Linked DNA regions of Homo sapiens: region 1 is linked to region 2. The links are chromatin loops, found by intact Hi-C in ENCODE. Cell type or tissue: mammary epithelial cell. All regions are shown on one strand. Links, peaks and the distances in the headings refer to the core of each region. The heading gives the core; the rest is flanking DNA.

What was found. Hi-C counts contacts between places; a loop is a spot of excess contacts. Peaks named below come from ENCODE experiments on the same cell type or tissue, not always from the same donor. Only the 100,000 strongest peaks of a DNase experiment are listed, where the experiment ranks them.
Region 1: it touches region 2 in a loop (6-fold over the local background); 29 of 110 quality-filtered maps call a loop at or near these places.

The regions. Positions count from the first base shown.
Region 1 is chr22:30,235,763-30,251,422 of GRCh38, reverse strand. LIF (LIF interleukin 6 family cytokine) reads left to right here and starts at 4,664. Exons shown (of 3, transcript NM_002309.5): 1 at 4,664-4,746; 2 at 6,490-6,668; 3 at 7,362-10,970. The coding sequence starts at 4,728. The coding sequence ends at 7,772. It overlaps LIF-AS2 (LIF antisense RNA 2), which reads right to left and starts at 5,213. Exons shown (of 1, transcript NR_148946.1): 1 at 4,430-5,213. LIF-AS1 (LIF antisense RNA 1) reads right to left here and starts at 12,229. Exons shown (of 3, transcript NR_149070.1): 1 at 12,145-12,229; 2 at 11,602-11,732; 3 at 10,885-11,476. RefSeq lists enhancers at 6,214-6,714, 9,119-9,787, 15,582-15,660. In mammary epithelial cell, for the core only: a CTCF peak has its summit at 4,867; DNase peaks (open chromatin) are centred at 482, 4,692 and 5,202; H3K4me3 peaks cover 2,559 bases; H3K27ac peaks cover 2,602 bases.
Region 2 is chr22:30,187,725-30,203,873 of GRCh38, reverse strand. It overlaps LOC105372988 (a long non-coding RNA gene), which reads left to right. Exons shown (of 3, transcript NR_188588.1): 2 at 11,644-11,741. It also overlaps a transcript of HORMAD2 not described here. Among named protein-coding and RNA genes, the nearest start is that of LIF-AS1, 43 kb to the left of the region's middle. RefSeq lists an enhancer at 7,389-7,508. In mammary epithelial cell, for the core only: no CTCF peak of the experiment used is centred there; DNase peaks (open chromatin) are centred at 7,053 and 7,573; H3K4me3 peaks cover 301 bases; H3K27ac peaks cover 4,369 bases.

The DNA of each region.
Region 1 (15,660 bases), core at 1-8,000, 50 kb before region 2:
TGGCCCCACGAGGCTGTTATGACAGCATCCTCATTTGCAGAGGGGAAACCGAGGGTATGAGAAAGGAAGCCCGTTGTCCCGGGCCACATAGCTGGTTGTTGGGGCAGGAGGGATTTGAACCCACACCACTGGGGTGAGAACAGTGGAGGCACGGTCCGCTGGTGGCATCACACTCTCACTCCTCAAGCATTGAAGAGTGCGGTGCTCTTGCCTTTTTGGCCAGGATGCCCAATTGGCTGGGCTGTGCCCGGCATTCCTGAGCTTCACCATCTCCTCTGGCCACTCCTCACCAGCCCTGAGCCTGGGACCCACCCTCTGGCCCCCCGCTTCCTTCCTAGGCCCACCTGAGGGCTCTGCTCATTTTCCAGGTACCAGGGCCAGAGGGGATGGGGAAGGAAGGAGGGAGGCCAGCCTGGGCAGCCGGGGGTGCCCGGAGCGCTGTTTCTGGGTCGCTGGTCTTGGGGAATTCCCCAATGCCCGGAGAGCTGCTTACCTGGTGAGTAACTGCTGCTGGCTGCCCACACAGAATGCCTGACTGTGAAGGGACCTCCCATCTCACCCCTGCCCATGCCACTGACATGCTGCCCTCTCTCCTGAGAGCCCCAGGGTCCAGGAAAGAGACAGACAGGCAGGGGGCTGGCCCCCACCCCCGCATCCCCCCCCCAACCCCGGGGCTTTGCAGGGGGCGGCTGGTGATTCAAGCCCCTCAGAGCTGAGTTTGTCTCCTTCCTTCTCACATGGGGCCTGGGGGTGAATCAGCTTCTGGGGGCGGTAAGGCCAGGTCAGCTGCTGTCCTCAGATCAGGCTTGGGGTGGGGGTGGTGAGGGGCCAGGAAGGGGGCTCTGGGGGAGTGAGCACACTGCCCTGCCAGCCCCCTCCCACAACCTGTCTGATTTATCTGGGGCACCCTTGAAGCTGGAGGCTACGTGGGTATCTTGCCTCAATTTACCATCAGCAGAGGCTTGAGAGGTCTTGCTCCTGCCCAGCCTTCCCCGCTCAGCACCCTGGCATGGACCCAAGTTTCCCCATCTGTCAAATGAACCCCTGCTTCACAGGGAGGTCAGCACAATGGGTGATGATATGCAGACAGGTGGCTTGCTGGGTGCCCAGAACCATGCTGAGCCCTGAGCCCTCACAGCAGACCCACAAAGGCGGTACCATTATTCCCATTTTATAGTTGAAGAAACTGAGGCCAGGAGGTGGTAGTCCCTTCCCCAAAGTCACTCAGCTCATAACTGGCAGAGCCAAACCTCCAACCTGGTTGTGAATGAGGCCAGAGTCCATTCTTCAAACCTTCAGGCCTCTCCATCTCCTTTCCACAAGAGAGTTGGCACTGACAGTTTTTGGAAACTATAAAATGCTTTCTCAAAAAATACTTAACCTCTATTCATGTCAGAGTATAGCCCTGAGCCAGGTGCTGTCTAGAGCACAAGTGAGTCTCAGACCCCATTCAAACTCTCAAAGGTTGAGGAATAAGACTCATCCCCACTTGAAACACGAGCAGGCAGGACATGGCCGATGTGAGCTGGTCGGGGCCATGGGAGGCAGGGGAGGCTTCCTGGAGGAAGGCGACCCGAGCACTCCTGCCATGCCCTTCGCCCTCTCAGAGCAAGAGGTGCTGCAGGGATTGTTGTGGCCTGCAAGACAGAAGCCCCGGTTCCAGACCTGGCTCTGTTATTAACTCTTTATGTGAGCCCCACATAGTTATCTTCACCTCTCTGAGCCTCAATTTCCCCATCTGGAAAATAAGCAGCTGTGATATCCCAGGAGAGACTTGTGGATGGGGGGTAACAATCAGCAGAAGACGAGCAGCTGGGTAGCTGCACGTGCTAGAGGGTGCACTCCCTTCCTGGAGAGCAGTGATGGGTTGGATGGCACAGCCACCTGGAGACAGCACTCCTGGGTTCTGGCCTAGTAACCTCTGCTCAATGTCAGGGGGTCCCATGTGGCCGGGACTGTCCCGCTCACCCTGAGACCGGTCAAATCCCCAGCAGGCCCCATCTGCAGGAGCAGGACAGGCTGTGGATGAAGTCACAGCTGGAAGGGGCCAAGCCGGGGCTGCCACTCCAGGGTGGGGCCTGGGGTCGTGACCCTGGGAGCCGGCAGCCAAGAAGGGAGGGTGCCTTCCATGAGGGAGCCGGCCGGGGGCGGGGAACACACACACACAGCATAGAGAGGGAGGGAAGAAAACAAACTCCCAGAGACCAAAGTGGGCCTGGAGCGTAGCCTGGGCGGCTGATTCCTGGGGGCCGCAGCCACGTTGCAGGCGGCACACGGACTTGCGGCTCCGAGACCCTGCCCAGCCTTCCCTCCAGAGGCCCAGAGCAGGTGGTGCCTGGACATGGACAGGAGGGGGAGGCTGGGCCTGGGGCGCCGAGGGGCCCAGAGCACTTGGGGAGCACAAACCAAGTCAGGTACCGTGAGAGGAGGGGAAACTGAGGCACTGGAGGGGCCAGTCAGGGCTGGGGTTAAGGGGCCTTAGTGTCAGTGTCTTCTAGACCCTGTCCTCACTTCCTGTTTCCTGTGGGGTGGGGCTGAGATTAAACAGCGATTGGGGGTGGATTATAGGGCTGATGTGGGGTCTGGCTTGCCAGAAGGCATGCAAGGGCCTGGGGGTCCGCTTGGAAGGATGCAGGGGAGACTGGGCAGAATGGTAGATGTAGGGGCAGCTGCAGAACTCTTGAGCCTAATGAGAGACTCAGGCCGGGCGACGGGGGTTTGATGGGTGGAGGCCACAGTGAGCCCCTGGTCACATGGATTTGGGGTCCATGTCAGGAGAGCCAGGCTGAGTCAGGTGGCAGGGGTCTGGGTGATGTGGGATGGGACTGGGGACTGGTCCAGAGCTCACGTGCTCTGAGTGGTCAGGTCCTTGTGCAGGAGATGCTGGGGGAGGTGTAAGAAGAAGGGTTGAGCTGGGGTGTCCTGGGATGTGGGGTTACCTGAGCCAGGCCAGGGCAGGTGAGTCTCCTAGTAGTGTACGCTGACCCCAGAGCAAGTGTATAGGAGCAGTAAGTGCCAAGTGGGGCCCTCCATGGTCCCTCAAAGAAGAGACAAGGTGTGGGGTGAGAGGCAGGAAGGAGGAAGGAGAGCCAGTTCGGGAAGTGCCAGCTGGGATGGGCAGTTTTATCACCTCACATCCGAGGCCCTGCTGGGAGAGAATGGGGGGCAAGAGCGTAGATAAAGCAGGGTGTGTGTGTGGTGGGGAACGGCAGCAGGCACCAGGGCTCGTCCTGGCACGATGAAGGAGGAACCCGTGGCTGGGCAGGTCTGGGATGTGGCAAGAGGCAGGAACTGGGGGCATGGAGGATGGGCGAGGGGGCGGTGGGGGCCCGGGCGAGGCTGCAAGAGCTCCCTGGCCTTGGAAAACCAACTCACACACCTTGATCTCAGGTCAGGGTCAGGCGGAAGGGCTGGGAAGGGGCCACAGGGGACTAAATCATCTCCTGGTACTGGGGGTCCCCTGGCAGCTTTAGGGACGGCATGGCCCCAGACGCGTGGCCATGCTGTCTGGCCGGCATTCCCGCATCTCATAGGGTGTATTTATTTTCACTTTTCTGTTGCATTTCTTGGAGGTGTCCCTGTGCTCATTTTGCCCGGCTCCCCACTGCTCCTTTCTGCCCTTCCTCATTCACAAATCGCCTGGCCTCAGAAGACGCCAGAACATGTGACACTGCCTTAGAGCCTCTAGAAGCACTTTTTGGGGACCTCCATCATTCTCTGAGGCTGGGCTCAAAGGGGCTTCCAAGGCAGGTCTGGAAGGGACCAGCCACTTCTCAGTTTCCCCAACCATCAATCAGCACCCGGAGGAGGAAACTGGGGTACGATTTCGCCAAGCCTCTCTCAGTCCTGCTTCAGAATGGAAATGCTGGACCGCCTTCCCAGAAGCACCTTCCCAGAGTGTCCCGACAGAACTGAGTCAGTCACCCCTACCCCCATGTCTTCCTAGCCCCTTCCCCAGCCTCACAGGTACAGTGGTCAGCAGGGCGAGTGCACTGGTGGTGTCTGGAGGCCTGACCCTCTGGGGCCCTGGGCAACGTGTTCCCCTCGGAGCCCCTTGGGGCCCAGTGGCAATGTGCAGATTGGAGGAGGCTACCTCTGGGGTGGCTTCCAGCGCCCATGTTCAGTTCCACTTTATGACCGTCTAAAGTCCACGCCGGCCCCGGCCCCTCCTCCTGGAGCCTCCTTCTCAGCCAAGCCCTAGCCCTCCTCCTCCCACTGCCCCCCTAAAGCCCCCCAACCAGGGGGCACAGGGGCCAGTCTCCATCTGCTAGTCCAGACTCGCTACCTCCCCAAACCCAGGTGAGTCAGGGCCGTCTGGGGCGCCCACTGCTGGGACCCCTGCTGACTCGGCCAGGGGCCCCCTCCTGGCGATGCCCATCTTCAGACAACTCCCGGGACAAGCCAGGCAGGAAAACCACAGGGCGTTTTGTCGAAGGCTTCATTATAATTTTATCAATCAAATTCTTAGAAGAGGGAAAAAGTCTGTTCTCCCCACCCTCCCCCCTCACTCGTCCCCCCCCTTCACTCTCACTTTCTTCCATTCATAATTTCCTATGATGCACCTCAAACAACTTCCTGGACTGGGGATCCCGGCTAAATATAGCTGTTTCTGTCTTACAACACAGGCTCCAGTATATAAATCAGGCAAATTCCCCATTTGAGCATGAACCTCTGAAAACTGCCGGCATCTGAGGTTTCCTCCAAGGCCCTCTGAAGTGCAGCCCATAATGAAGGTCTTGGCGGCAGGTAAATACACCCGCCCCGCGCCGGCTTCGCGTCCCCGCTGCGGGGCGCGGCGGCAACTTGGGGCGCTTGGCAGCGCGAGCCGGACGCCCACCCGCCGCAGACACACGAACACTTGGGGCGCCCGCGCAGCCACCGGAGGCGCTGGGTGGCGGCCCGGAGCGAGCGCGGGCACATGGTCCCAAGCACCGCACGCCCCGCGGCAGGTTGGCGGCGAGGGAGGGGGCGCCGAGCCTTCCTCCTCCTCCTCTTCTTCCCCCTCTCCTTCTCCTCCTCCTCCTCCTCGCTCCGGACACTCGCTGGCTGCTCTTCCCTCTGCGCTTTCTCCCAGATTCACTCTCCCTCTCTCTTTTTCTTTTCTTTCTTTCTTTCCGCTTTCTCCTTTCCAACCGCGGTCCCGGGCTGCTCCCAGGGAGGGGCGCGGGCGGCGAGCAGCTTGCAAACTCCGGCCTGGGACGGGAGCAGGTGCCGCCTCCATCTGCTGGTGTCTGGAAGCGTGTGGTCTGCGCTAGGTGAGATATAGGGGTGTGGCCCCCCTCCCGCAGCCACCCCGGGGCCTCAGCACTGCCTTGGGATGCTGGGACGAACAGGGGACCCAGGAGAAGTGAACTTGAGGAGGCCCCTGTCCCCGCTGTTCCAGCATGGGGGATCCGGGGGAGGTCTCCAGCCTCACTCGCCCGCTGACCCCGGCCCCCACCATCTTCAGGTGCCCTTCTGCAGAGCCCTGGAAAAGCGTCTAAGGGGGCCTGGGGGGAGTCGGGAGAACAGGCCCCCCTGGGGGAGGGGCAAACCAGGACATGTCGGGACAGCTCCCAGCTCTCCTGTCACCTTTCACTTTCCTTCCTCCCCGCCCACCCGACTGCCTATGACCTTTTGCCTTTTCTCTCTCCTGGTGCACCATTTCCTCTCCCTCCCTGAGCCGGTGTGTGTGTGTTAGGAGGGAGGGGAACCCCTGGGACAAGGGACAGCGGATGAGTCGGGAGAAGGCATGGAGTCAGGGGCTGTCCGGAGCTGGGGGAACAGAGAGTTTTGAATGATGATTTGGGGATGGAGAGTGGGGACAGCCAGGCAGAAATGGGGTGAGCTTGAGTGAGATAGGGGACACTAGGGAAGGAAGAGATAGAGGATGATGGGGGCGGGGGCAGAATTGGGGGCAATTGGCCCAGGGAGCCAGAATCAAGTGGCAGGTTTGGGAGGGAGATGAGGGTCAACCGAGGACTCCTCCCCACTCCCCCATGCCCCGTGGCCCCCATGGGTGCCTGGCTTCGGAGATTTGGGCTGCAATGGGCCAGTGAGTGGGAAGCGCTGCTGAGGAACCTGGGCCACCACGGGAGGTGGGAAGAGAGGGGTCTCCTTTCTCCTGGTGCCTGCTGGGCCTGGGGCCTGGTGCCTTCCAGCCAGAGGGCCAGGGGGCCTTAGGACCTTTGCCTTCCTGAGGGAAAGGGTGGGATGGCTGGGAGTCTCTCCTGGACCCTGCACCCTTTGGGTGGAAATGGCTTGTGTCTTGCCCTCATCTTTACGTCATCCCAGAAGAGAGCAGGGAGAACTAAGGTAGAGAAAGGGAGACAGAGAAACACACGCAGTGACAGAGTGAAGACTAGGCCCCAGGAAGACAGCTGCAGGTGGTGAGGGGGAACCAGGAGTCCTCTCCCATGCGGCCATTGTTGGACCCCCATCCGGTGTGCCATGACCCCAGGCCACCCTTTCCTGCCTTTCTACTCATGGCTTCTTCCTGACTGTCCCCAGGAGTTGTGCCCCTGCTGTTGGTTCTGCACTGGAAACATGGGGCGGGGAGCCCCCTCCCCATCACCCCTGTCAACGCCACCTGTGCCATACGCCACCCATGTCACAACAACCTCATGAACCAGATCAGGAGCCAACTGGCACAGCTCAATGGCAGTGCCAATGCCCTCTTTATTCTCTATGTAAGTTACCCCTGGGATACTGACAGGAGATGGCAGGGAGGGGGCTTGTAAATATCATTAGGGGCTGTCCTGATCTGGGTTGAGGGGACCTTTTGGGGCTGGAAGGAGAGAATGGGGAGAGGGCTTGATTAAACCACCCCCAGACTCCCGCCACTTCCTGCCCAAGCTTCCCCAGGGAAGCTTCCCCAGGGTGCCCAGTTAGCAAGGGGAGAACTGAGTGCAAAGGTGGGGACCTGGCACTTCTTATCTTGTGATTGTCCTGCTGCAGGGAGCGAGGGATGGAGGGGAAATGGGCGTGAGGCACCAGGGAGATGCGGTTGAGAGGCAGTGGGCTGTGGGTGCTGGGCATGGAGGGGCGTCCCGGAACATTGTGAGTGCAGGGATGGAAGTACTTGTGTGTGGTGCCCCAGCTAGGGCTAGACACCGAGTTTTCCCTTCTGTCCCCTTAGGGTGGTGATGATGATGATGATGATAATGATGACTGCGTGCATGGCTCAGTCTTTGATCTTTAGCAAGGGCACTCACATTACAATTAGTTTTGGCTCTCATGACAATTCCAGATGCTTACAGGGCAAGGAGTTGGGTCCTCATGCGCTAGATGGGGAAACAGACGCAAGAGCTTGCCCAAAGGGTTGGCGGCAGGGCTGGGACACTGACCCCTGACTCCCACGTCACCTCCCTTCTGCCCCTCAGTACACAGCCCAGGGGGAGCCGTTCCCCAACAACCTGGACAAGCTATGTGGCCCCAACGTGACGGACTTCCCGCCCTTCCACGCCAACGGCACGGAGAAGGCCAAGCTGGTGGAGCTGTACCGCATAGTCGTGTACCTTGGCACCTCCCTGGGCAACATCACCCGGGACCAGAAGATCCTCAACCCCAGTGCCCTCAGCCTCCACAGCAAGCTCAACGCCACCGCCGACATCCTGCGAGGCCTCCTTAGCAACGTGCTGTGCCGCCTGTGCAGCAAGTACCACGTGGGCCATGTGGACGTGACCTACGGCCCTGACACCTCGGGTAAGGATGTCTTCCAGAAGAAGAAGCTGGGCTGTCAACTCCTGGGGAAGTATAAGCAGATCATCGCCGTGTTGGCCCAGGCCTTCTAGCAGGAGGTCTTGAAGTGTGCTGTGAACCGAGGGATCTCAGGAGTTGGGTCCAGATGTGGGGGCCTGTCCAAGGGTGGCTGGGGCCCAGGGCATCGCTAAACCCAAATGGGGGCTGCTGGCAGACCCCGAGGGTGCCTGGCCAGTCCACTCCACTCTGGGCTGGGCTGTGATGAAGCTGAGCAGAGTGGAAACTTCCATAGGGAGGGAGCTAGAAGAAGGTGCCCCTTCCTCTGGGAGATTGTGGACTGGGGAGCGTGGGCTGGACTTCTGCCTCTACTTGTCCCTTTGGCCCCTTGCTCACTTTGTGCAGTGAACAAACTACACAAGTCATCTACAAGAGCCCTGACCACAGGGTGAGACAGCAGGGCCCAGGGGAGTGGACCAGCCCCCAGCAAATTATCACCATCTGTGCCTTTGCTGCCCCTTAGGTTGGGACTTAGGTGGGCCAGAGGGGCTAGGATCCCAAAGGACTCCTTGTCCCCTAGAAGTTTGATGAGTGGAAGATAGAGAGGGGCCTCTGGGATGGAAGGCTGTCTTCTTTTGAGGATGATCAGAGAACTTGGGCATAGGAACAATCTGGCAGAAGTTTCCAGAAGGAGGTCACTTGGCATTCAGGCTCTTGGGGAGGCAGAGAAGCCACCTTCAGGCCTGGGAAGGAAGACACTGGGAGGAGGAGAGGCCTGGAAAGCTTTGGTAGGTTCTTCGTTCTCTTCCCCGTGATCTTCCCTGCAGCCTGGGATGGCCAGGGTCTGATGGCTGGACCTGCAGCAGGGGTTTGTGGAGGTGGGTAGGGCAGGGGCAGGTTGCTAAGTCAGGTGCAGAGGTTCTGAGGGACCCAGGCTCTTCCTCTGGGTAAAGGTCTGTAAGAAGGGGCTGGGGTAGCTCAGAGTAGCAGCTCACATCTGAGGCCCTGGGAGGCCTTGTGAGGTCACACAGAGGTACTTGAGGGGGACTGGAGGCCGTCTCTGGTCCCCAGGGCAAGGGAACAGCAGAACTTAGGGTCAGGGTCTCAGGGAACCCTGAGCTCCAAGCGTGCTGTGCGTCTGACCTGGCATGATTTCTATTTATTATGATATCCTATTTATATTAACTTATTGGTGCTTTCAGTGGCCAAGTTAATTCCCCTTTCCCTGGTCCCTACTCAACAAAATATGATGATGGCTCCCGACACAAGCGCCAGGGCCAGGGCTTAGCAGGGCCTGGTCTGGAAGTCGACAATGTTACAAGTGGAATAAGCCTTACGGGTGAAGCTCAGAGAAGGGTCGGATCTGAGAGAATGGGGAGGCCTGAGTGGGAGTGGGGGGCCTTGCTCCACCCCCCCCCATCCCCTACTGTGACTTGCTTTAGGGTGTCAGGGTCCAGGCTGCAGGGGCTGGGCCAATTTGTGGAGAGGCCGGGTGCCTTTCTGTCTTGATTCCAGGGGGCTGGTTCACACTGTTCTTGGGCGCCCCAGCATTGTGTTGTGAGGCGCACTGTTCCTGGCAGATATTGTGCCCCCTGGAGCAGTGGGCAAGACAGTCCTTGTGGCCCACCCTGTCCTTGTTTCTGTGTCCCCATGCTGCCTCTGAAATAGCGCCCTGGAACAACCCTGCCCCTGCACCCAGCATGCTCCGACACAGCAGGGAAGCTCCTCCTGTGGCCCGGACACCCATAGACGGTGCGGGGGGCCTGGCTGGGCCAGACCCCAGGAAGGTGGGGTAGACTGGGGGGATCAGCTGCCCATTGCTCCCAAGAGGAGGAGAGGGAGGCTGCAGATGCCTGGGACTCAGACCAGGAAGCTGTGGGCCCTCCTGCTCCACCCCCATCCCACTCCCACCCATGTCTGGGCTCCCAGGCAGGGAACCCGATCTCTTCCTTTGTGCTGGGGCCAGGCGAGTGGAGAAACGCCCTCCAGTCTGAGAGCAGGGGAGGGAAGGAGGCAGCAGAGTTGGGGCAGCTGCTCAGAGCAGTGTTCTGGCTTCTTCTCAAACCCTGAGCGGGCTGCCGGCCTCCAAGTTCCTCCGACAAGATGATGGTACTAATTATGGTACTTTTCACTCACTTTGCACCTTTCCCTGTCGCTCTCTAAGCACTTTACCTGGATGGCGCGTGGGCAGTGTGCAGGCAGGTCCTGAGGCCTGGGGTTGGGGTGGAGGGTGCGGCCCGGAGTTGTCCATCTGTCCATCCCAACAGCAAGACGAGGATGTGGCTGTTGAGATGTGGGCCACACTCACCCTTGTCCAGGATGCAGGGACTGCCTTCTCCTTCCTGCTTCATCCGGCTTAGCTTGGGGCTGGCTGCATTCCCCCAGGATGGGCTTCGAGAAAGACAAACTTGTCTGGAAACCAGAGTTGCTGATTCCACCCGGGGGGCCCGGCTGACTCGCCCATCACCTCATCTCCCTGTGGACTTGGGAGCTCTGTGCCAGGCCCACCTTGCGGCCCTGGCTCTGAGTCGCTCTCCCACCCAGCCTGGACTTGGCCCCATGGGACCCATCCTCAGTGCTCCCTCCAGATCCCGTCCGGCAGCTTGGCGTCCACCCTGCACAGCATCACTGAATCACAGAGCCTTTGCGTGAAACAGCTCTGCCAGGCCGGGAGCTGGGTTTCTCTTCCCTTTTTATCTGCTGGTGTGGACCACACCTGGGCCTGGCCGGAGGAAGAGAGAGTTTACCAAGAGAGATGTCTCCGGGCCCTTATTTATTATTTAAACATTTTTTTAAAAAGCACTGCTAGTTTACTTGTCTCTCCTCCCCATCGTCCCCATCGTCCTCCTTGTCCCTGACTTGGGGCACTTCCACCCTGACCCAGCCAGTCCAGCTCTGCCTTGCCGGCTCTCCAGAGTAGACATAGTGTGTGGGGTTGGAGCTCTGGCACCCGGGGAGGTAGCATTTCCCTGCAGATGGTACAGATGTTCCTGCCTTAGAGTCATCTCTAGTTCCCCACCTCAATCCCGGCATCCAGCCTTCAGTCCCGCCCACGTGCTAGCTCCGTGGGCCCACCGTGCGGCCTTAGAGGTTTCCCTCCTTCCTTTCCACTGAAAAGCACATGGCCTTGGGTGACAAATTCCTCTTTGATGAATGTACCCTGTGGGGATGTTTCATACTGACAGATTATTTTTATTTATTCAATGTCATATTTAAAATATTTATTTTTTATACCAAATGAATACTTTTTTTTTTAAGAAAAAAAAGAGAAATGAATAAAGAATCTACTCTTGGCTGGCTCTCCGGAGTGTACTGATGTGGGGAGATGGGCTGGAAGGGCTGGGACTGTCCCTGTCCTGGGCACCAGCCAAGTGGGACTCAGCGAAGGGTGGAGGAGGGTGGGTGAGGGGCACCTGGCATAGGTGGGGGCAGTTAGGTGGTATTTTGGCCAAGGCAGAACAAGGTGGGTGGTGTCTAGATCATGGGGTGCCCCCAAGGAGAGAGATGGATTGCTCAGAGGTAAAGGGGGTGCTGGGCACGGTGGGTCACTCCTGTAATCCTAGCACTTTGGGAGGCTGAGGCAGGTGGATCATTTGAGCCCAGGAATTCGAGACCAGCCTGGCCAACATGGTGAAACCCTGTCTACAAAATATACAAACAGCCAGATGCTGTGGCGTCCGCCTGTGGTCCCAGCTACTCGGGGTGCTGAGGTGGGAGGATCCCTTGATCCCAGGAGGTGGAGGCTGCGGTGAGCCATGATTGCGCCACTGCACTGCAGCCTGGGTGACAGAGGAAGACCCTGTCTCAAAAAAAAAAAAAAAAAAAAAAAGAAGTAAACGGGGTGCCGTGTGATATCTCAGCTCATTCCCTCCCAACTCCTCACTTAATCTCATGGGATCTCCAGGAGTTGCCATCCCCACATACCAGAGGAAGAAATCGAGGCTCAGAGCCATGAAACCACGTGCCCAGGGGCACTTGAAGTGTTTAGGGCCAGTTAGGGCCACTCCTTCACCTCCAGATCTCATGATCTTTCCCCTACATGAGACTTCGAGGACCTGTAAGATACCAGCTGCCAAGGTCTCTGTTGCCCAGGAATGTCCTGTTGACCATTCAGAGGGACATAACAGGACAACTCGAATGGCTCCAGAGTGGGAGGGGATAGGTGGTCCTACTCAGAATCACACAGGACACTGGGGCCAGAACCAAGGAGGACTCTGCCCGCCCTGATTCCGTCCCTCCTCCCGCTGCCTATTTGGGAACCGAATCCCCTTCCACTGCAACCTTCTTCCCAGCCTTCTGCAATCCCTTCCTGGGGGGATTCAAGGTCAGAACTGGGAAACCACAGACACTGAGACTCTGGAGCGGCCCCGAATGTCTCCCTGCTCTTTGCTCTAGGGTTTGGGTCTGGGGCTCCCCGAGCCGAGATTTATTTCGGGGATCTGGGCAGTGTTTCTGAGAGTCACCTACTGGCTTGTTCCTGAATATTTGTAAGTGTCAGCTCCTGTGCCGGGTTGCAATGCCTTCTAGAAGCTCACAGGCTGGGAGGGACACTTAGGATGTATGTGATGGACGAGGCACACAGAGGGCGGTGAGTCCACGATGAGGAGAGCCTCGCTCTGGGAGGCAGCAGGGGGCTCGGGCTGTGGTCCCCTCTGCTCTCTGTAACATGAAGGGACTGCATTCAACAACATGGCGCGACCTTGGCCTCACCTGGAAGCTGATTAGCAGTGCCGAATCTTGACCTCACCCCCCGACCTGCAGAATCAGAACGTACACATTAGCAAGATCCCAGGAGACTCGTGTGCACATTAAAGTCGGAGAAAGGCCACCCTGCGCTTTCATCTCTCGTTCCTCAGGAGTCCCCCACGCCAAGTGCAAATGGCCAAGGGCCGGGAAGGCAGCTGCTTGGGAGGGAGAGGCCGGCAGGCCCACAGCTGTTTCTGAGTCTTCCCCTGAAGTCTCCCGCCCAGTCTCCAGGAGGCTGGCTCAGGCCCTGGGCCACACCCCACAACGTCCTCCCCCACCGCCCAGGAGTGGAAACACTCCTCCCCTCTGCTCAGGGAGACAAGGTTGAAGCTTTTCAAAAGCAACCTTTACTAGGAAACTAGAGGAAAACAAAACAAATGGCAAAGCACAGAAAGGTAGAGAATGACAGCTAAGTCCTGGGTGGCTGGCTGGGGACGCCAGGGCCTAGGGATGCTCCCTGCCTCTCTCAGCCTGGGAGAGGGCCCTGCCCTGGCAAAATAGAACAAAGGACTGTTAATTGGTTATTGGGTCACCCTCCAAAAAAGAGGCAAAAACAATCACTTTGTGGGAAAAAGTGGGAGAAGGGAGGTGTTTGCTTTGCTGGGAAGGCCCTGCCCCTGCGGCCGGCCAGGATCCTGGGCCTGGCGCTCCCCGATGCAGTCCCGTGACCCTTTTCATGAGCTCAGCTGTCTTATCTTGAAAATTGCAAGAATCATCAGTGATGAATGCCATCTTATCTACTTCACAAGGTTGTCCGAAGGAATTACAAGTAGGGACATAGAAATGCCTCGTGAATCCCGCTCCTCCAAGGGTGGAGATGGTCCAAGCAGAATGCGTCTCAGACACCTGGTGCCCTCTTTGCAGGGGAAGGGGCCACTCTCTCCCAGTGAATGTGGAAGGGAGGATTCTGACAGTCCTGAGTTCAAGGCCAGGGCCAGGTGGATGGGGAGGGGGCGAGCCTGGCAGACAAAAGTCCTAGTAGCTGACTGATCCCCTCATGGTAACTTGAGTCTCAGGTCCAGAGGATGCCTGGAGAGAGAGGCCCCCTGACCCCAGGCGTGTGGTAGAGCCAGCGGGGCAGCCCTCCTGCCCAGCCAGCTCTCAGGAGTTCAACAGGACATGGCACCACCCTTCCCCCGATCCCAAGAGAACAACTGCCAACAGCTACCCACAGGATACATATGCCCATGGGCTCTGCGAGGCCCTACATCTTGCAGTTCACAAAGCATCTTCTCACCCATCACGAGATCCTCCCAACCACTCAGTGAGGCTTTGGCTGGGTTACTCCTTCTATTTCACATAAGGAAACTGAGGCCCAGGGAGGCAGAGGGTACCCTGACGTCACTCAGCTTGTGAGAGATGCTGTTGATGTTTTCTCATCTTTATGGTCAACACCATCCACTCACCTGGTCAAGACTGGCAAGGCCTTCTATGCACCAGGCGTTAGATCTACAGGAGCTCAATGGTTCCTAGCAGAAGAAAGAGAGTCTCCCGGGTAACCTCTGTTCGAAATTCAAAGACAATGCAGAATGGGAATTCATTTATTTTGCTAAACAATCACATTTTCAGCAATAAATATTAACATCATAATGGAACCACGATGTATTTATTTCCCTATTTACAATCCTCTTTATTCCAAACAGCATGTAAAGCAGCTTATAGCAGAAGGTACCTAATGAAAATGCTGATAAAATAGAGAATCGGGATGAGAGAAGATATAAACAGAGTGAGAAAACTAAGACCACAGAAAGAAAGAAAATAAATGTTTCAGATCACAAGGGGCCACATAATTGCCATGGCTGAGCTTCAAAGTTGGATCTGAGATTCCTGGCAGCCGAAAGGAAAATGGAAATGTGATCTTCTTATGTGATTCTCATAATCAAAAAAGAGGAGTCTCAGGGAAAGCAGAGCCTGTCCTGGGACTGGTTTCGAAAGGGAATTTCTCCCTGGAGACTTATGGGGGGACAGGGGTGTTGTGATGCCCTCTCCTCCAGCCACAGCCTTCTGCACAGGCATGTGGATTTTTGGAGGGCGGTTTCTGCAGCCATCTTTGCAAAAGCTGGCGCCCGACATCCAGTGAAGCTTGCTATGATTTGAATGTGTCCCCCAAATTTCATGTGTTGGAAACCCAATCCCCAAATCCGTGTGTTGATTGGTGGTGGGCCCTTTGGGAGGTAGTTGGGATTAGATAAGATTATCAGTGTTGGGCCCTCATGATGGGGACTGGTGGCTAGAAGAAGAGGAAGAAAGGCCAGACCTAAAGTGCACACCAGCTCTCATCATGTGACGTCTTCTGCCGTGTTATGATGCGGCAAAAAGTTCCTCACCAGATGCTGGTGCCACGTTTTTGCACTTCCCAGCCTCCAGAACTGTGAGTGAAATAAACTTCTTTTCTTTAAATTACCCAGTCTGCGATATTCTGTTACAGCAACCGAAATGGCTAAGACACAGTCCAATGAAACGGGTCCTAAAAGGGGCCAGGATGACACAGGCACAAACTGGGGCTTTAGCCTGACTGAGGGTGGACTTTTGAAGGTGGAGCAGAAGCCTCAGAAGCTTCTGCCTTAACTCCAGTAGTTTAAAACCCTTTTTATTGATGAAGGACTTCCTCCCTCTGGGAAGAGTCTGCAAATGCCATGAGGTGGGGGCAGGAAGGAAGGCAACATGATTGGGGCAGGAAATTGGGGATCAGTGGCCTTAAATCTGCCTCATTACAAGGCCACTTGGATCCTCTGGGACCCAGGCAAAAAGCCTTTTCCTGGTCACTGGCTTTGGCATCCAGGACATTTCTCAAGCCTCCTCCTGCCCTAGCAGAGGCCTCAGCTTGAGTCCATCCCTTTGACTTGGGGAAGCACCACCCTGCTTTGGGGCCAAAAATTTCAATTATGAGGACGTGGTCAAGCCCTGCCCACTCCAGCCAAGAGTCAGTGACTGGGGGAGAGGGGAGGGGATGTGAAGAGAGTGTCTGGGGCTGGGGGCGGGTGAGATGCAGAGAAAGAGCCACAGCCGCAGACACAGACGAGCAATGGGATTGGGGGCCCAGCAGGGGTTAACCAAGCAGAAAACCACCAGCGAGAGGAAAATATGTGCGAAGCATTTTTGTAATTCCTAGCTGATCGGTCCAGCTCCTGCCCAGACGGCCAATGAATCAAAGCCGGGATGGGCACTACCTGTCAGCAGGCTCTTTCCTGGCACACTCACTCAGGCCCCACCTCCCAGCGAGCCAGCTGGAACACT
Region 2 (16,149 bases), core at 2,756-10,755:
GGACATGTGTGAAGATGTAAGGTGCAGGTTCGTGTGTATACAGAGTGCACGTTTGTGTGTGAATGTGTGTATAAGGATGCATGCACGTGCACTTATAGCCATGCGTGAGGGAGAACATGTGTGTTTTGCGTGAGAATGTGTGCGCAGACAGGTGCATTTGAGAATGTGTGAGAAGGTGGATTGTGTGCATACTCACATATAGGAGTGTGTTTATGTATGTGGGTATGTGTGCACATGCACGTATACATGTGTGAGGATGCATGTGCCGGAAGGGTGAATGTATGTGTGCTGTTGTATGTGTACACATGTACCCATGTGTGCTTGGGTGAGGCTATGTGCACTTGTGCAGAGAAGCAGGGGAAGGATGGACAGTGGGGGCAGGAACCCCATGATCTCTTCCAGATGTTTTTCGAGACCTCCTTGGTGTTGAGTGCCAGGCATTTCCAAGCACCAATGACAGATTTTTTTTTTTTTTTTTTGAGACAGAGTCTTGCTCTGTTGTCCAGGCTGGAGTGCAATGGTACAATCTTGGCTCACTGCAACCTCTGCCTCCTGGGTTCAAGCGATTCTCATGCCTCAGCCTCCTGAGTAGCTGGGACTACAGGCATGCGCCGCCACTCCCAGCTAATTTTTGTATATTTTGTAGATACAGGGTTTCGCCATATAGGCCAGGCTGGTCACAAACTCCTGACCTCAAATGATCCACCCGCCTCGGCCTCCCAAAGTGCTGGGATTACAGGCGTAAGGCTGACAGATCTTTTAAATAGTGTATTTGTCTCCTCATATGGTCAAAAGGCAGCAAACAAGCATACAGGGGGTTCCTTTTTCTGAAAGACTGAACCTCCTCTCACCTGGAAGGTTGATCTTGGCCGTGTGCACCTCTGTAGGCCCAGCCTCCTAGGCCAGACCGTGCCCTGGGCCCAAGCTCCTTCTCCACCTCAGGGAGTGGCTCTCCCCTATCTCAGGGCAGATTAACTTCCTTGGCATCGGCTTTGTTTTGGCTCATTAAGGAGGAACAGCCGCTGAGAGTGGAGGCCTCTCCCTTCTACTCCTGGGTCTGGTTCGGCTGAAAACACTTGATTTAGAGCTTCTCGCTTTGCTTTCCTGGCTGCATGTCCCAGGCAGAAGGGGAAACACCTAGGGCCTGGGCTATTTTGTCTGCTGAGATTTGGGAGAGGAACTTGTTTTCCCAGCGAGGTGGCTCTGGCCCGAGCAGTTACTGTTTTGTTTGTTGAGCTTCGTTACTCAGGCTGGGTGGGGTAAGGCTGAGAAGGCTGTAATGGGAAGCAGGAGAGTGGAATCTGAGACTTGTGCAGATAAAACTTCTCCACTGAGGGTTGGACATGAGTGATGGTGTGAAGGAGCTGACTTTTTTTGCATGTGGCCTGCCAGGGAAAGCCCTTGTGTTCATTTCAATCTTTTTTTTTTTTTAAATCCATTCCTCCGATGTAAGCTGATAAATTAAAAAAAAAAATCCATTCCACTCAACTCCCACTCCTCACCCCAAACCCCCACTTTCATTTACATATTGCCTCTCAAAGGCCATAAAGACCATGATGCCTTAGCTAAGAAACAATTTGACCGACGTGCCAACCCAGCCTGCCTGGACCCTGTCAGGGCCTGCTAGACTGCAAGCTTCCTGAGGGCAAGGCCTGTATCTTTCATATGCCTGTTATTGCCCTAACATCTGGCCTGGTGCCTGCTGCCTGGAGCATAACAGGCCTCGTACATATTTGTTAGATGAGTGAAGGATGAGGTAAGTTACAACTGCTTTAAGTTCACTGCCCTTAGTAAATGGCCTTAATCCAAAGATCCTTTGGATCTTGAGCCAAAATTATATTGAGCCAAAATCTACTTCCCTCCAATACAGATTATGTGTACCATGAAAGCCCCATATGCATGTGAAGATGGACATTATACTCTTCCAAAAGCCTGGATCCAAGCTGAACATAGTTCCCGTAGCATTTCTCATATCACGCAGATGCAAGATCCTTCACCGTGTGGCCACCTTTATCAGGACAAATGCTTTTTTTCAATGTACATCTTGAAATATGGTTCATGAGCTGGACCACAACTTCTAGATGTAGCCTCGTCAGAGACAAACACACTAGATGTTGCGGGATTGTGTCCCCCGAAAAGGTATGTTAAAGTCTTAACTTGCCGGGCACGGTGGCTCACGCCTGTAATCCCAGCATTTTGGGAGGCCGAGGCGGGCGGATCATGAGGTCAGGAGATCGAGACCATCCTGGCTAACACAGTGAAACCCCGTCTCTACTAAAAATACAAAAATTAGCCGGGCGAGGGGGTGGGCGCCTGTAGTCCCAGCTACTCGGGAGGCTGAGGCAGGAGAATGGCGTGAACCCCGCGGGGCGGAGCCTGCAGTGAGCTGAGATCGCGCCACTGCACTCCAGCCTGGGCAACAGCGAGAATCCGTCTTGGAAAAAAAAAAAAAAAAAAAAAAGTCTTAACTCTGGGTACCTGTGAATATAACCTTATTTGGAAATCCGGTCTTTGTAGATGTAATCAAGTCAAGATGAGGTTATACTGGAGGAGAGTAGGCCCTAAGTGCAATGGCTGATAGCTGTGTAAGGAGAGAGAGATTTGGAGATACACAGACACATGGAGAAGAAACCTTTGTGAAGACAGAGGTAGAGACTGGAGTGATGGGCCTGCGTGCCAAGAATCACCAAGGATTGTCAGCAACCACTGGAAGCTAGGAGAGGCATCGAACAGATTCTCCCTCAGAGCCTCTAGAAGGAGCCAACCCAGCTGACACCTTGATTTCAGATTTCCAGCCTTCAGAACTGTAAAAGAATACATTTCTGGCCGGGCGTGGTGGCTCACGCCTATAATCCCAGCACTTTGGGAGGCCGAGGTGGGCGGATCACCTGAGGTCAGGAGTTCGAGATCAGCCTGGTCAACGTGGTGAAACCTTGTCTCTACTAAAAATACAAAAATTAGCCGGGCATGGTGGTGGGCACCTGTAGTCCCAGCTACCTGAGAGGCTGAAGCAGGAGAATCGCTTGAACCCAGGAGGCAGAGGTTGCAGTGAGCCAAGATCGAGCCACTGCACTCCAGCCTGGCTGACAGAGCCAGACTCCGTCTCAAAATAATAATAATAATAATAATAATAATAATAATACATTTCTGTTGTTTTTAAGCCACTCAGTTTGTGGTACTTTATGACAGCAGTCCTAGGGCACTAATATGTTGGACCACCACCCCCCTTGATCAATATAAAATATTATTCTTTGCAATCACATGGTTGTACCCTTAAAAAATTAAAGAAACCAGAAAGAAACTACTGAAATTAATAAAATGATTTAGAAAAATGGCTGGACACAAGATAAACACCCCAAAATCAAGGCATTCATCTTTACCAGTAAGCTATTGAGAACCATAATTCCAATATCCTATTCACAGTAGCACCCAAAGCCGTAAATCACATAGCAGTAAACCTATGTGGGATCTTGATAAAGAACACTACACAATTTTACTTAGAAATTTTAAAGGTGATTTGAATAATATAGCCATTGTTACATGGGAAAATTCAATTTAGAAATTTGTTTACTCCCAAATTAACTTGCTGATTCATTATGATTCCAATAAAAACCCCAGTGAGATTCACTGATTTTTTTTTTTTAAAAGAAAATTCATGACTGGGCATGGTGGCTGACGCCTATAATCCCAACACTTTGGGAGGCCTAGGCGGGTGGATCTCTTGGGGTCAGGAGTTTGAGACCAGCCTGGCTGACATGGTGAAACCCCATCTCTACTAAAAATATAAAAATTAGCCAGGCGTGGTAGCAGTCTCCTGTAATTCCAGCTACTCGGGAGGCTGAGGCAGGAGTATCACTTGAACCCAGGAGGCAGAGGTTGCCATGAGCTGAGGTCGTGCCACTGGACTAAAATTTTTTTGCATTTTTAGTAGAGACAGGGTTTTGCCATGTTGGCCAGGCTGGTCTCAAACTCCTGGCCTCGAGTGATCCACCCACCTCAGCCTCTCCAAGTGCTGAGATTACAGGCATAAGCCACGTGCCCGGGCCATCCTTGACTCGTCATCATCACTGATGAAGCTGTGTGTGGAAAACAATGGTGATGGGAATTCAACCTTAGACTAATTGAAAAAAAAAAAAGAAAGAAAAAAATTCATGTCTCATGAATGAGAGAAAATAACAAAATCCTGAAAGGGAAGGGTGAGATGGGGTTGGGAAAGGTCCATCCAACGAGATATTAGAACATATTAACTCAAGAGTATAAAACAGAAAAACACCATAAACAGGCAGATGCTAGTTGACGTCTGTTACCTCCTTCCAGAAGCAAGCTCAGAGTGAGGTGAGATGGCCAAGATAGGACCCAGAGAAGACAAAACAGCAAATGTTGAGAATCTGGGGCACTTAGGTGCTTACACAGACTAAAAAACTAAAGAGAATCTCCTTGTTCACCATTTATCATTAGCAGCACAGAACGTCATTTCTACCCAGAGAGATCCTGGCTTAAAACCCCATCAACCAAATTGCTTTTGGGGTGGAAAGGAAGCCCCTCCACCTTATTTCTGCAATGATATGAAAAGCTGTTCTCAGGGAGGAGAAAGAAAGGGGGAGAGGTAGGAAAGATAGCATGCTTGTGCATATCTACTGATCACGCCTGCGTTTCTTTGGCTAGTTCTGCCACTTGCTGCGTTCTCTGAGAGGGGGTTTGGTAATTACCAGGACAACTTTTTCTCAGTCCAGTCATTTGAATTTCCAGAACAAAATTAGGTTGGGGAAACCCCCTGAATTTGCAGACTCAATATTCTCTGTTTCATCAGAAGTTTGCTGAGCACCTGTGGTGTGCCAAGCTCTGTGCCAGCCCCCAAAGGTTCCTGAGGGTTCCCAATACACAGTTATTTGTGCCTTCAACAGGATGGATTTGCACCAGCCTTGTACGAAGCTGGTACACAGACCTGCTGAGGAAGGGGCCAGCCAAGCAGTCATGTGCCACTGGATGCCGCTTGGTTTTCTCTCACCTCATTACATGAGAATGACCAGATGGTTTATAAATACAATCATTTTTATTGAGTAGGAAGTAATTTAAAATGTGAATTATACCTGAGGCCATTTTAGGAAGAACTTTTTTGCCATGGTATAGTCACAGGGAAGCCAGATCCCAGATGCTGAAGTGTGGGGTGAAGCGAGGATGAGGACCAGGGAGATGAGAGAATCACCAGTGCCCAAGTGAGAGGATATTGTGCAAGGAGCTGGCAAATGTGGCTCAATTTTACAGAGCAGTGGAGGGAGAAGACTGCATTAGGGGCTGGCCTAGTTCAGTGGATGGTGACCTGGACACACATTATAATCAGCTGGAGAGCTTTAAAAAAAAAAAAGATCTGTGCTCAGATCCCAGGCCAGCCCAGTTAAATCCGAACCTCTGGGGGAGACACTCAGGCATTCAGGTATCTGTGTGTTGTGGATGAATCTCTACAGGTGACTGTAATGTGAAAGCAGCTCTGAGAACAGAGCTCCGGCCACAAGCAAGGCTGCTACTTCTTGCTTAGTTATACCTGACCTGGTGCAAATAAAATCACAATCACACACTTACATGCGTATACACATATACAAGTGTGTAAAACTCTGGTTAATGTTGCAATTTTAAACAAATAAATCTTTAGCATATTTACTGTCAGGGATCATCCTTGACTCTTCCTATTTTTTTGAGACAGAGCAAGTGTTGCCCGGGCTGGGGTGCAGTGGCTCGATCTCGGCTCACTGCAACCTTCGCCTCCCGGGTTCAAGTGATTCTCCTGCCTCAGCTTCTGGAGTAGCTGGGATTACCAGTGTGCACCACATGCCCAGCTAAATTTTTTTTTTAATATATTTTTAGTAGAGACAGATTTTACCATGTTGCCTAGGCTGGTCTTGAACTCCTGACCTCAAGTGATCCACCCACCTTGGCCTCCCAAAGTTATGGGATTACAGACCTGAGCCACCTGCCCAGCCCATCCTTGACTCTTCATCATTGTTGATGAAGCTGTGTGTGGAAGGCAATGGTGATGGGAATTCAACCTTAGACTAATCTCTAGGTCTACATGTGCAGTGGTTGACTTGATTTTTTTTTTTTAACTCATTATTGGTATCTTTTCAGATGTGTAGGAAAAAAGATTCTGGATATACAAACCAAATAAACTAGGGCTTCCTCATCTTACTGAGTTGGTGTCTCTGTCATTTCCCTAGTTGTTGTCCATAACTGGTTTCCTTTGACTAAAGTAATTGTATCTGAGATTATTCTCCCTTTGAAGATCTCTCAGCCAATCTTGTTGCTGAGGGCATCAGAAGAAGATTGAGAGGGTTATACTTGTGCCTTTTTTAAAGGGTTTGCCTACAGAGTGTGGTGTGAGATGTGGGGGAGCCCACAAGGATTTTTCTAGAAGTTTCTATCCTCAGAGATTTGCTCTAACAGAGGGTAGGGTCATGGTTCTGAATTAGGCATCCTCTTGCTCATGCTGGTTAATCTGATACATTTGGACTTCAGAGTCCTATCCTTATGCCACAAATGTGGGCTAGTCACCCACTTTTTCCTTGTGATATATCCCAAGGAAGAAAAGCATCATAAGATTTAGAGATGGGGCTTCCCTCTCTGTGATTAAAAAAAAAACCTAGGTCCAGTTCAGAATGAAGAAACTGAAAAGAGAAAATCCAACCCTTTTCACATCCAACCCCACCCTGTCCCTGGGTGGCCCTTACTTAACCCATCACCCAGCACTCCCTCTAGGGAAAAGCCTGCCCAAAAACTTTGGTCCTAAGAAAAGCCTTACCCTAATAAAGAAACTGGGAGGCTGCTGCTGGGCTGCAGCTGCTTTTATGGAAGGAGCTAGACCAGAAGCTAGACTAGGGCCAACAAGTCAGGCCTCTGTAAGAATCTTCCAAGGAGGTAAGGCGGGGAGAAAAAGGATTCCTCATTTACATTGAGAGTAAACTTCCTGTCCTATTAAACAATGAGGCATTCAAAATCCGCCTGAGTAAAAGTCCCCTGATGCAATGAGAGGGTGAGCAATTTCATGTCAGGCTGTTGTTATGGGATTTATACATGTCCTAGCTAGGGCTTGAGGTGAAAGTCAGAGCCAAAAACAATAGCCCTAAACCCCACATGCACAGAAACCTCATTCCAGTGGAGTTTCCTTAAGAGAGCACAGCAGACTTTTCACAAACAAAGTGACTTCAAAGGTAGCCTTGCATCACTGCCTCCTCCACTTGACACTTCCCTTCAGCCCAGACCTGGCCCCTCTGTTTCTTGGTTTAATTTATGAGGTTCTCACACACATTGCAAAGCAATTATCTGAGCTGCTGGCCAACAGGAAGGTAATTGTAACTGAGTACTTCCTTTGTCAAACGCTGACGCTGGCCACCGCGATGGTGATGACGCTGGCCATGGCAATGGTGATAGGAGGCGTGCCGGCAGCTCAGCACCCAGTGACAGGATACCTCTGTTTCTCCCCCACCCCCAACACAATGCTGTCTGACTGAATTCTCCAGGGAGGAGGAAGCCAGTGGGTTGGAGGAATGGGGGAATTTTCTTACATCACTTGACGTGCTTGCTTTCACTCGCAAAATCCTGAGTCATGACTGAAGCTGTATTGCCTCAAGTCTCCGGCTGAAACCAGGGGTTATAGGTTTGGAAACCTGATTCCATCGGCTGCCTCTTGTCCAATCATCAGAGGAAATGTGTATTATTTCAGTTGATCCTCTTCAAGTTGAAGTGCCTTTGGATTGAGGGGATTACGTGAGGGAAGTGGCTCTGTAGTGGCTTAGTAAGCCAATGCCATGCGAGTGAACAATATTTGACATTCGGTGAGTTTACAGAAAGGGCAGTCTCTCTGTTTGTTTAAACCAAGATTAAGTGAAAGGAAAAGTTTTTCTTTCCCATCCCAAGACAAATGTGAAACACATGTTTTCCCTTTTGACTTTGTAAGTACAAGGCTCAAACAGTTCTCCCCACCCCCTTCGGCCATGAGTTTTTAAGGATTGCAGAATGTTTCCTCTCTTTGGTGGCCAAAGCCAATGTGAGCCTTTATATTTCCAGACAGTGGAGCTGATGATGATAGCCTAGTTGGTTCCAGGTAATCATGTAGGTTGTTTCTGGGCCTACCATTTTATGGGTAGATAGGATGGTAAGATGTAGTACAAGGAATCCCAGGCCTGAGTTCACTAAGCCTCAGTTTCCTCATCTACAAAATGAGATTGGTTGAACCTTAAATATCTCAGGTAATTTCTATCTTCAGAAAGGATGTTCATTCAGGTTGGTTTTTCTGGTATGTGGGGGACATTCCTAGTTGAGGTATCCTTTGCATGGGCACAAGGCAGTGTGCAGGCCTGAGGGTTGGGAGACCTCAGTCAAAGAGCCTGCCCTGCCATTGACTCACTGTGACCTTGAACAACTCACTTCCCCTCTTTGTGAATCCTTCTTATCTGAGAGAGGAGGTTTGACAGTCTTGCCCCTGACATAGCGGTTCAGATATGAGACAAGCCTGAATGAGACTGGGATGTCAAGTACTTTGAGCTCCTTGAAATGAAAGGATCATTCATCTTGGAAGATAAATTGTTAAAAAATGCTAGCTCATAACTATTTTTTTGGATTATCTCAAAAATAAAGTAAAGAAAATCAATGTTGTTTACTCTTGGTTTTCCTTTTTTTTTTTTTTTTTTGAGACGGAGTCTCGCTCTGTCACCCAGGCTGGAGTGCAATGGCGCAATCTCAGCTCACTGCAACCTTTGCCTTCCGGGTTCAAGCAATTCTCTTGCCTCAGCCTCCTGAGTAGCTGGGACTACAGGCACGTGCCACCATGCCCGGCTAATTTTTTTGTATTTTTAGTAGTGATGGGGTTTCGCTGTGTTAGCCAGGATGGTCTCGATCTCCTGACCTCATAATCCACCCGCCTCGGCCTCCCAAAGTGCTGGGATTACAGGCGTGAGCCACTGTGCCCGGCCCACTCTTGGTTTTCTTTAAATTGCTACTGGTTCAGGGAATATAAGCACCCAATGACCAACACGGGCTATAAAAATCAGGACTTTTACCACCCTGTGTTGGCCAAAGCAATGTTCCTAGCAGATTGCTTTGATCATGTTGCTACTCTGCTCAGAAACCTTCAAGATACTACTTGCCTCCAGGATACACTCCAAACTGACAGTCAGTTCCCCGTTGTGACCTGGCTTCACCTGCATTATATATCACCTCTTCTACATGAAATCCTAGAATTCACTAGCATTGCCACAATGATATTGGATCACCCCTGCAACATCTCATAAGTGGGTGGCCATTCTCTGGGTGCAGTGATAGGGAGAAGCCTCTGATACTCAAAGTAATCTGGCCTTTTTCTAATCACCCCTCATTGTTAGATACTTCTTCCCTATATTGAATGAGAATCTGCTTCATCACAAATCCCAACCAGCCATAGGTCCCACTGAGCTACCCCAATTCAGTTTCATTCCTCTTCTTCAATTTTTGAAGACAGTTATCATGTCACCCTGGAGAAATCTCTTTTCCAGACTAAACAACTGTAATGTCTTTAACAGATTTTTCATTGACTTGGTTTTCAGACTCCTAAATGTTGTTATTGTTACCTTTCCCTAGACATGCTTCAGATGGTCAATGTCTCTTTTAAAAACGTGAACCTTTGGACTAAATGCAACGCTCTAAATGTGGACTGGTTGGTGGCGCTAGTATCTCCTTTGTTTCTGTAATAGTTAGGTTAGGTAAGAGACATGACAATACTTCAGTGGCTTAAAGAATATAGAATCTTTTTTCTCTCAAGTAACCATCTTGAGAGTTGAGTGATGATGAGTGAGATGAGTGATCCAAGCAGGCAAGGGGCTGTATTCTCTGCAGTCATTCAGTGACCAAGGCCCCTTCTGACTGGGGATCTGCTATTCCATGTGGTGTTCTGGTATAAGCTGGGTTACTACCAAGCCTCAGATGCATCCAGCAAGAAAAGGAAAGTGTGAAGGGTAGGGGGGGTTCACCCACCTCTTAAGGGCCCCAGCTGTCACAGAAGATCTTTTGTTAGCATTCCACTCATGAAAACTCAGTCCCATGGCCATGTTCAACTGCAAGGGAAGCTGGGAAATATACTACAGCCAGGTAGCCCTGTGTCAGAAGCCCTATCGCTATGGAAGGACAGGAGAATGGACATTGGCAGCCACAGTGGGGACCAGCCTCATTGGTCTTTCAGTTCCAAAAACACATCAAGTTCCTTTCAGACTCAGGGCCTATGCACTCACTGTCCTGCTTGGAGTGTTTTGTCTCTCTGACTGTCCTTCCTCTTCATATGGCCTCAGCTCAAACACCACTTCCTCAGAGAGGCCTGCCCTGACCACTTCATGAAATGCAGGTCCCTTCTGACCCTTCCCCACTTTTATTTGTGCCCCTCCAGACCCCTTTCACAAGGTTTAATGATTTTATATGTTTACTTTTTCTGGTGTTTGTTTCTGTCCTCTACTAAACTGCAGGCTGTTTGTGGGAGGGACTCTTTCTGTCTTGGTCCCCAGTGTGTATTCACTGCCCAACCTCATACCTGACACATATTGGGGGACAAAATAAGGACTTGTTGAATTAAAGAACATAGTGACATGATATGTTTACTAAATATAGCCTTCTTTTGCCAAGTGCATTACACTGTTAGGTCATATTGTGGTAAACTAAAAGGCCTCGGTCTCTTTTCACATCAACTGTGGTTAAGACATATTTCTCCATCTGCTTTTTGAGAAGTTGATTTTTTGACCCTAGATACAGTATTTTGCATTTATAACTATTGTATTTCAGCTGCTTTTTTCGGTCTATCATTTTAGCCCCAAAAGATCTTTTTTGATATATCAATGAATACATTTATTTATCTCTTCCAGTTTCATATTATCTGGAACTCTGATAAGGTATCCTGTGTGCCTGTATGTTTCCTTATGTCATTGGCAAACAATAATGAAGATGGAAAAATGAAATGGGCCAAACATCAAGCCCTGTTATAGTACGGAAACCATCCTCTATCCTGCCATTGATCCATCACCTCTGGGGATGAATGTTGACTTACACAGACCACAGCCCTACCAAGAATATCACAGAGCCTATGTCAGATACCTTGCTGCAAGGAGTGGCATAATGGAACTCAACACAGTTGAGTTCTACTCTTACACAGAACAATAAAACTTTACATTAGAAAAAGACCAAATTCCAGCCAATCACAAGAATCCCTTGGACAACATCCTGTAGTTTACCAGTCTAGTAACCTTATAAAAAACAGGAAGTGACTAGTTCTTAGTGCACCCATGCTTGACTCTTAGCAATTATTGTTTTCGCATAAGTGTTTGCAAACCCTTAATTCAAAATTTGTTCTGAAACTTTTCCAGGATTTCCTTTCTGGAAATCCTGCCACACTGGTCCATTTTCTATCACCAAACCCCCTTCAATCCTCACACCTCTGAGCAGTCACTCCTCTGTTCCTCTTAGTAGGAGATGCTCTTCCTGTCTGACTCTATGTATACAAACCCTGACCTCCCCTCAAGATCCAGCTCAAAATTCACTCCCTCCTTGAAACTTTCCCTCACCATGCTAGACCTCTCTCTCTGCTCTGAGGTATACGTTAAACTGTTGGTATTTGTTAACCCTATTCCTCTTCAGGGCTTATTGCTGCTGCATCAGATGGGCTGCCTGAACAGTTCAGGACTTCCTTTCATCGGACCCAGCCAGTGCCTTGCACAGAACCCATTCCCAAGAAGGTATGTACATTGAGTTGACCACTGACAATCAGCATCAACTTATGCTCAGGGCCTAGCCCCTCATTCAAACTTTGGCCAATTCTGTGCTCAAGGGCTAGATGATGTGGTCTTCTAGTGTGTTTGGAAATAACAAAATTTTTTGGTTGTTGCTTTAAGTAAAAAATTATAAAGTCCCAAAGAAGCTGCAGAATTATTGGATTTTTTTTTTACATGATGGGAAACCAATCTGCTTAATATAAAATTCTGGAAAATCAAGGTGGGTATGGACAGATGATTAATCTACACCACAACATTTATACATCTTGAATGTTCCGGCAGCAAAGGAGACAAATCAAAATTCAGAGCTACAAGCAAAATATTTTTGGAAGTGTTTACTCGCCTTTCAGATGCATATTTAGATTTACAAAAGATTTCCAGTAGGGCTTCTTTAACTACTTGTGTAGATTTAAAACAATTTAGTTTCTATGTAACTTTGGAAGAATAAGTCAATGTAATAACGTGAAGTCCACCTGCACTGAAGTTCCCTTGGTAGCATCAGTATCTGGCAGAGCTACCAATGCCACATCATACCATATTGAGAGGAAAAAGTTAGCTCTATTAGATCATTGACTCTAATTCCTCCCAACTGCAAATAAAAACTTTGTACCCTGAAGGGGAGGGGACTGAGAAAGGAATGAGTCTCCCACTGCTGGAGTCCCCCACCTGCCACAGCACTCATAGAAGGAGCCCCCCTCCTCTTCCCATCCTCCCAAGCCAGCCACCTCCTTCAGAAAGTTTCAGAGAGAAACTTTCTTTCCTATCAAAAAATGCTGATGACTCTATTTGCAAAATGTCTCATTATAAAAACCTTCTCTGCTGCTTGCTTTCTGAGCTTTAATAAATCCTGGATTAGTATGAAAACCACCCAGGCACTGACTCTCCACATTTCCCGACGAGCTGTCTGGAGTTGGCTTCTTCTTCATGAGTAACTTCTCCAAACTTTTGGAAAATTGCCCAATGCCAGGAACTTAGGACCACCAGATCAACTTCTCAGAGCAGGGAAAGAAAAATCACCATAATGTCAGTCCTGAAAGCTGGCACTGGCCTCTCCTCCCTTGTTTCTCTCTCTTTCCTTGCTGGCCTTTCTTGCTCATAGCAATTCATGCATGTTCCCCCCACTTTTTTGACTAAAAATAGAATCTGGGTTCCCAGCTATCACCTTAAATGTACAACATGTGGGTTTTCAGTTGGCTATTAGCTTTGCTCTTTCTTGTAACTCCTCCACGATAGGACATTCAGAGCTCAGGAGGAAGCCTCTTTTCTAGTTATTTCCATTCAGTGCTTCACTCTCTTTAAATGTGTCCATCCAGATTTCTAGGAAATTGCAGTGCTACAGCTGTTCTCTCAAAAGGGCCACATTAAAGTTTCCAATCTCAACACTTTTGCTGGCTTGCATTTCATGTGAGCTCAGGGCCACTTTCACAGTTTCCAAAGTGTCTTTCTAGCCTCCACCTTTCCTTCCCTCATTTCCTTCTGCTTTTCTTTCCCTCTTGGGTGAGCCTCCATGAGAAGAGTGCTTCAACCTTACTGGAGCATGCTGCCCCTGTCACCCCCTTAGCAGGGGTTTGGCCGAGAGGCATAAACAGGTGCCAATGGGGACTTCATAGTGCCATCGAAAGTTACACCAGTAACTGCAAGAGATAACCGTGCTAGGGATAGTGGCTGAAGCTATAAGATGAAAGTAGTCGGGGGAATTCAATGCCCAGAAGACACATTCAGAAGCCAGCTGACTTGTAAACATGTCTTACCATCTGCAAGATGGTAAATGAAATGTACTTGAACTGCAGAGAAAATTTTGTGGTCTGGAGGCTGCTGCAGTAATCCAGGCAGGAGAAGATGTTGCCCTGAAATTACTTTAGTAGAGAAAGAGAGGGTTGAGGGGCGAGAAGGAATTCAGGTGATATGTATATAGCATTCCAAATTATTTCACTTGGTCCTCACTTGTAAAGAATGATTATCCCCATTTCACAGGTGAATCTCAGGGGGTGCTGAATTGCTCACCCAAGCCCACATGGCTAATAAGTGGTCCTGAGAGGACTGGGGTATTAGAATAGTATACCATTGCCAGCTAGTAGTCTCTTAGCACAAATTGGACCCCTAGTAGGACTTAGAGAGAGGAGACGTAGGGCAAGTGAGTTTAATTGTGGGAGAAAAGGTTCAAGCTCAAGTCATGAGTGGTTTTCCAAGACAGCAGGCCTGGGTGGGGTGTGGCCTCAGGGAGTCCTGGGAGATGGGAGGCATGGTGTGAGAGCACAGGAACAGCAGGCAGCAGGGTGTCAGGAGAGGAGCCCTGAAGACTCCTCTTTGGGTAGGGGGACACCAAAACCAAACGTTCACAGCTTAAGCTAACTGATCAGTATGTCTTGGAGAAAGACAGCTTTTGACTGAAATATAAGACACTATAGCTGAGCTGGGCAAGGAATGAAGGAGGAAGACTCAGGGCAAGGAGGGAGCAAGGCCATGGTACACGTGCCATGTACGTGGTACAGGTGCACTCAGATCAGGTCCTCCATAAACTGTGAGATATGGGGCAGCCAACACAGGCTATGTACAATAGTCACTACCCACCCATCCCCCACCCCCAGGAGATAATGGTGAAACTTCAATGCAATTATACGCATCAGAAACCCTTTGTAAGTCCTCTGTAAGTGGTGAGCTCTAATATAACATATTAGGGTGAGTTGTAGTTACTACCTACTAAAGCCTTCTCTGGAGAAAGATTGCTAGTCTGCTCCTAGGTACTCACTGGTCCCCAGATCCTTCCTTGAAGGAGTCTCTTTGGAATCTGGATGAAGTGGTAACCTTCAACAGCTAATAGGCTGTTGGTTGGAAGGGCTTATTAGTTTCCTGTCCCAATGCCTTGTCATTCCCCCAAGACTAGAAGCGAAGACTCAGACAGAAAGAATTAGAACTAGTTTTCAAAACACTGGAAACAGAAAGAGATTTGACCTTAGTTTTCGGGTTAATGAAAAAAACTTTTTTTTTTTTTTTGAGGCAGGCTCTTGCTGTGTCACTCAGGCATGATCACAGCTCACTGAAGCCTTGACCTCCTGGACTCAAGTGATCCTCCCACATCAGCCTCCTGAGTAGCTGTGACTACAGGCTAATTTTTGTACTTTTTGTAGAGATAGGGTTTCACCATGTTGCCCAGGCTGGTCTTGAACTTCTAGGCTCAAGCAATCTGCCCTCTTTGGCCTCCCAAAGTGCTGGGATTACAGGCATGAGCCACCGCACCCGGCCCAAATTTCATTTTTAAAATTTCGAACAGCAGCTGCCTGCAATGGTTACAAGGGGACCTAAGACTAGTGACTGTAGGAAGTGGGGAAAAAGGTATTTTAAAGGAAAAAATAAGGAGGTGGGGTGAGTTTAGGGGCTCAAGTTAGTGAGTTTTGGTTTCCAAAAGAAGCCAACTTTGACTTAGCAATTAAGATACACCTGATTTTCTGGTAGCACAATTCAAGTTAGAACATTGGATAAGAAGTTTGAAAGAACAACTCAGTTGCATGAAAACTTCAGAAGATACTTATTGTGGAAATTTATGTACATACAAAAGTAATTCCCAGAGAGGGCCCTTTGAAAAAGTTGGCCCTTGGCCCTCCTCTTCACTTCCTCACCTGAAAATGGGTAAACAGCTCAGGGAAAGAGTGAGAATCAATGCAGCCATATTTCTGATGATTCAATGATTTTTTTTTTTCTCCAGAGATGGGGATTATTCTTTGACTTTCCCTTTTGAATACTGTTTTCTGTTTTTGTCTCTTTAATTAGAGACAGAAATTCAATTAACAAGGAGGAAAAAGAGAGAGTCTTTTCAAGCCAATTTCCTTGTGCTCCCAAGAGTTTTTGAGGTTAGGTCAGCACATATCTATGCTGTTTACCTCTTTGGCTGTTGACAGGATGGCATGTGACTTGGCCAAAAGCTGTAGCTGGCCATAGCAATGACCACTACTGTCTTGGCTTCAGAGATGCTTATTGTCTTGGCATATAACAACAGTTTTGTTTACCAGAAAAATGTTTTTTTTAAAAAAGATATATTATTATATTTATTATATTTTTGCAACACCTATCAAAGAAAGAGAAAGCAGCCATGCCAAGGTACAATTAGAGGTCACTGTGCTGTATCAAGCACTTTGGGTTTCCTGTTGACTAGCCTACATTCCTCTTTGCATTAAGACTCACAGCGGCTCCCCCACACCACCCCCACTGCCCCTGCTACCTTGCCCCTAAGAAAACTGAACTTTATAAAGTGAACGTAAATGAAATGCTTTGAAGGAAAAAGTCACAGTATGTCTCTAGGCTGAAACACTTTTTTCAGGTTGCTTAAAAGAAATTATATTTGGCCCATTTTCAGGGCAGCTCTTTGGCTTGGGGA